Regions from separate parts of the Homo sapiens genome. Here region 2 is linked to region 1. A link is a loop called in an ENCODE intact Hi-C map of the cell type or tissue named here. Cell type or tissue: heart left ventricle. All regions are shown on one strand.

Evidence for each region. A loop is a pair of places that touch in the nucleus more often than their neighbours do. Peaks named below come from ENCODE experiments on the same cell type or tissue, not always from the same donor. Only the 100,000 strongest peaks of a DNase experiment are listed, where the experiment ranks them.
Region 2: a loop joins it to region 1, with 2.4 times the contacts of the local background. A loop is called at or near these places in 21 of 110 quality-filtered maps.

What each region holds. Positions count from the first base shown.
Region 1 is chr4:5,838,995-5,841,494 of GRCh38, forward strand. It overlaps CRMP1 (collapsin response mediator protein 1), which reads right to left. Exons shown (of 14, transcript NM_001014809.3): 8 at 2,314-2,434; 9 at 528-684. Among named protein-coding and RNA genes, the nearest start is that of CRMP1, 53 kb to the right of the region's middle. In heart left ventricle, no CTCF peak of the experiment used is centred here; DNase peaks (open chromatin) are centred at 857 and 1,269; H3K4me3 peaks cover 847 bases; H3K27ac peaks cover 271 bases.
Region 2 is chr4:5,978,949-5,981,448 of GRCh38, forward strand. C4orf50 (chromosome 4 open reading frame 50) reads right to left here. Exons shown (of 12, transcript NM_001364689.3): 7 at 1,226-1,390. Among named protein-coding and RNA genes, the nearest start is that of C4orf50, 38 kb to the right of the region's middle. In heart left ventricle, a CTCF peak has its summit at 1,252 (motif pointing left); no DNase peak of the experiment used is centred here; H3K27me3 peaks cover 1,885 bases.

The DNA.
Region 1 (2,500 bases):
AGGGAAGGGGCTGAGGTGCTGGGCTCCACAGTGTGCGTGCACCACAGCAAGTGTGCTGCAGGCAGCAGCGGCCACTTCTGGAGCACTCGGTTCCAGGTCCTTTTCCTGCACTGTCCCATAGGCAGCTCTGCCACAGGTACTGTCTGCTTCCACTTTGAGTAAAACGAGGGAGACAGAGAGATGTCACGGGTGACGTGCCAGGTCCGGGGTGACACAGCCTTGTCTCCATCCCTGATCCTGAGTGCTTCCCGATACACCATGGTGCCTGCCACAGAGCAGGTGCTTAACAGTAGGTTGGCTCAACAGGAGGTGGTCAATTGATGTGAATGGAACAGTCACTGGATGCCACAGATCTTCAGGTCCGTGAGGGCCTGTTGTAAGCCATATGAGCGCAGTCCTTGCAGAGCACGGGGCAGAGCCTCCTCTACAATCATGAGTCCAAACCAGCCTGCGGATTCCCACCATTAACTCTCTGCCTCCAAAGGCCCCAGCTGCCTCCCCCAGCCCCACGTTCTCACAGGTCTCACCAGGCCAGTAGGGAGGTCAAGTAGTCGGGCGTGGTAGGGTCCGGGCTCAGGGGAGGGGAAGTCACGAACGCCGCAGCCTTGGCCCAGTTCTTGCTCCAGTAATGGGTGCCATCGGTCCCCAGGCTGGCGGCAATGGGCTCTCCAAAAACTAGGGGCCCTTAGGAGGGGAAAACATAAGCCTGGTTAAAAGCAAATACTCTCTTGAGGCAGATGTCAAAGGCACAAAATTGGAAGACTGTGGAGGGAGAACGGGGCTGGCTGAAGGCCAGAACACTGGCCACCGTTCTTGCAGGCATCACCGCCTGCACCGCAGGGACCTTGGGTGTCCGGGCCCAGCTCCACCACATTGTCGGCGCCCCGCCACGCGCTCCATGGGGCGTACGGCAGCTGACTCACCCAGCAACCTGTGGATATGGCTGTTGCTTTTACGATTTGGACATTATTATGTCCTTTTATAGATTTGTAAGCCAAGCCATGGAGACACGATTTACTCTCTCAGTTAGGGTTCTGCCAGAAGCAGATCTTAGGAATCTAGTTCAAGAGTCTTATTTGGGAGGTGATTCCAGGAAACACTGGCTGGGGATTGAGGAAGTGACATAAGGCAGGGAAAGCAGCCAATAAAGGGAGATTTCTCATCGAGGCACAGCTGAGGGCCCTGGCACTCAGTCCTGCTCGGGAACACGCCTCAGGGTCCTCCCACCCCAGGGGAAAGGGAGTTGGATGTGTTTCTGTCAGCCCAGTGCCGGAGGGCGGCTTCCCGAGCACTAACTTCCCAGAAGTTCCTGCTTGTCTTTCAAGGAGTCGGCCTGGCGGGCTTCTTCCAGAAAAGCCTGCAGGCAGAGGCTCGGGCTCCCCAGGAAAGATCTTTGCATTAGAGACCAAGGGCAAGAGATGTGGCCCGAGACCCCCTGCTGCCCTCGCCTGAGGCCACCTGCTGCCCAGTAGGAGAGGCAGCTGCAAGCTCTGCCCGGCTCTAGGGCAGCCCATCAAGCAGCGCTTTCTGCAGCGAGGGGGGTGCCCTGTATCACAGCTGCCCAACCAGCAACCACCGGCCACATGTGGCTGTTAAGCTGGTGTGGCTGGTGCCACTGAGAAACTAACTTGTTCATTTTACTTAACATTACTTAATTTAAATTTAGATAGCCACGTGTGGTTAGTGGCTACCTTATGGCTTCCTGTAGCTCCAGAACCTGCCTGCTTACCCGCTCCCGGCTGGTACCGCTTCCAGATTTCTGTAACCTCTCTGAGCCCCGGTTTCCTTATCTTCAAAATGGAGCTAGTTTCAGGCAAGCTGTGCTGTTCTAGCCTCTACTTGTCAGCTTGCCCTTAAAAACACTAAAACAACATATTTGGGGTCCACAGCTGCTCTGTCCAATAAGGCAGTCCTGAGCCGCATGTGGCCACCAATAACCTGAGGCTGTGGTTAGTCTGAACTGAGTTGTGTACATGTAAGATACTGAATTTTGAAGAGAGTACAGAAAACATCATGCAAAATATTAATGATTTTTACATTGATGACATGCTGAATTAATATGTGGATCCATTAGATTAAACATAATATATTATTAAAATTCTCTTTAAATGGAGCTGAGCTTATCGAGGTGAATATCCTAAGGTCATTGGGACCAAAGAATTCCAGCCACCATCCTTGTGTCAGGAGCATCCCCGCTCCACCCCTCCCTCCTCCGGCTGCCTGTCTGAGTTCGGGAGGGAGTGAACTTGAACCTGCAGGACACCCCCTTCCAGGCCCCAGCTGCCCCCAGAAGGCCCAGGGCCGGCTGCATACCTTTCTTCCTGGCCAGAGCGATGATGTCGGCTGCACTCTTGCTCATGACCTTGGTGATGTACACAGGGCAGTTGATCCGGCCCGCAATGGTGATGGCCCGGAACACCGCCTCGGCCTCCAGCTGAACACGGCACACACAGTGTCACAGGAGGGAAGGCTGGTGTAACAGCTACCACCCATCTCCATT
Region 2 (2,500 bases), 140 kb after region 1:
GATCTTACAAAGAACACATGGGAGAAGAGCTGGAAATTATACCGTAATGCTGAGGCTGTATTTTTCATCCATTGACTTGTCCAACAATTGTAAAGTTGCTAACATTCAGGATAACGAGTTATGGGCAAATGAGTAGACTTGTTTCTTCTTAGTGGGAGTATAAATGATGCTATCATTTTGGAGGGTTACTTGCCATTACCTATCACAGTTAATGATTTATATATCCTTTCTTTTGCTAGAAATTTGCCATTTAGATATACAGCAGAAGTATATGCCGAGAGAGAAATAAAAATGTTCATTGGAGCTGTGTTTGTAATGCAAAGAAATGGAAACAACTTGAATTTCCACAAACAGAAAAATTGATTAAATAAGTTATGATTTGGCCTCATGATGACATAATACACACGATTTTAAAGGAATGAGTTCACTTTGCATGTGTTGATATGAAAATGCCACAAGATTCTTAATTAAATGACAAAATGAAGATGCAGCATGGTTTTGTACAGTATAATTTCAAACATGTACACATACACACACATTCAGAAAGTGGGTGGTAGAGTTGAAAAAATATTGGAAGTCAGAAAATGTTAAGGTTGAGGAGAAGGAAAGCTTTTATATTTTAGATGATTAAGATTTGCAGACAGTTGTAAGAAATAATACAGAGCCCTCTTGTACATGTTTTTTAGAGACAGGGTCTTGCTCTGTCACCTGGGCTGGAGTGTACCTTGAACATTTTGCCCGGTTTCCCCCAGTGGGAATATTTTGCAAAACTATAGTGTCATGTCACAACCAGGAATTGAAATGGCCACAATTCACTGATCTTTTTCAGATCTCTCCAGTTTTAAACGTGTGTGTCTGCGTGTTAAGTCCCGTGCAATTCTGGTACCTGTATAGGTTTGCACCTGCACCACTGTATCATAGTCACGCCTACTTCCCTCTGACAGAGGAAAGGCTTTGACTTTTATTTATATGACACTGTAAGCCTGCTTGACTTTTTAAAGAAACCACATATGTGCATTTTTTAAATTTAACAGGGAAGCAATCATAGAGCCTGTGGTTTTTTGTTGTTTTTTTTTTCCTGGTACTGCCTTATACTTTAAAAATCCAGTACCTGCTCCCAACTGGCTGGGTCAAGAAGACCTCAGCAAATCTTTGTTCACTCCCAAAACGCCCCGGGGTGTGGGAGCCCTGGCTGACAAGAGGGGAAAGAAAGCACTTCCCACACCTTGGCCTGGAGCTCCTCCTGGAGGCGGGTGGCCTCGTCCAGAGACGCCTGGTGGGCAGCGCCCTGGTCCCTGAGCTGGCACTGCAGGGTCAGCACCCGGTGATGGAGCTGCTGGGCCCGCAGCCTGGGATCCTCCTCAGTAACCTCGGCCTCTGAGTCCCGGAGCTGCGGAAATCACAGATTTGAATGAAATGTTTAGGTTATCCTTCAAGCAATTTGCCTTAGCCAACAAACGGTACCCGTTTCCCCACTCCGTAGTTTTTTTTTTTGTTGTTGTTGTTTTCCTGCTTATATTTCTCTTACAGTAAGTTTTAGAAGATAAGGTAGCAGAAATCACTCCCAATCTGATTATCCTGTAGAATCTTTATTATCCATAGATTTTCTGCAGATTTCCTGCTAAGTCCCTAGACACGTGCATGTATAGGAGTGGGTGGTTCTGCTTGGTTTCCGGAGGTGGGTGTTGGGGAGGGCCTGGAGAGTCCCAGAATAACAGCCTGGAATATTAGCTTCAAAAATATGTGCAGTGGGGTGGCATTCCAGAATCTGCTGTAATAGATGCCAGTCACTGTTATACTGAAACAGTGTGATGAGTGAAATTGAATGTTCCAATCAAATTATGAGATGCCTATTATGCTAAAGCATAATATATTTATATGAAACAGAAGATACTGTGTCTCCCACAGGCACTTTTCTTAAATGAATACACAATTGCCTGTCACTCTTCTTGGATCTAACATGAGATTAGCGGGTTTCATTCAGATGCCAAAGGGAATTTCTGGGAGGAAGGACAGTGAGAGGGAACAGGCTGGCTTTGCATTGTGGGAAGTGTGGCAAAATGGGAGAGGTGCTACTGCCCCCAAATGGTTTTGAAGTCTAAATTCTTATTTTTTTAAATAACTCACATACATATATACACACAAGCACACATAAACATACATACTAACACAGATTTTCTATATAAAATTTAAAATATGATATATTTGTTTTCTGCTTTTCTCCCTTAACACCGTGTTCTGGGCGTTTTTCCATATTACCAAATAATGTTGAAAATGCTGTTATTAGTATATACGCAGCCTCCTGTGGCCGTGCTGAACACTCGGATTATTCTAACATCTTGCTGTTATAATTGGAACTGTGACAAAGGCCCTTGTACATAAATACTTAGACATACCTCTGATGCTTTCCCTGAGATCATCAGGGGGTATTTCCAGGTGAACAAAGTGAGTATCTTTTTTTTTTTTTTTTTTTGAGATGGAGTTTCGCTTTTGTTGTCCA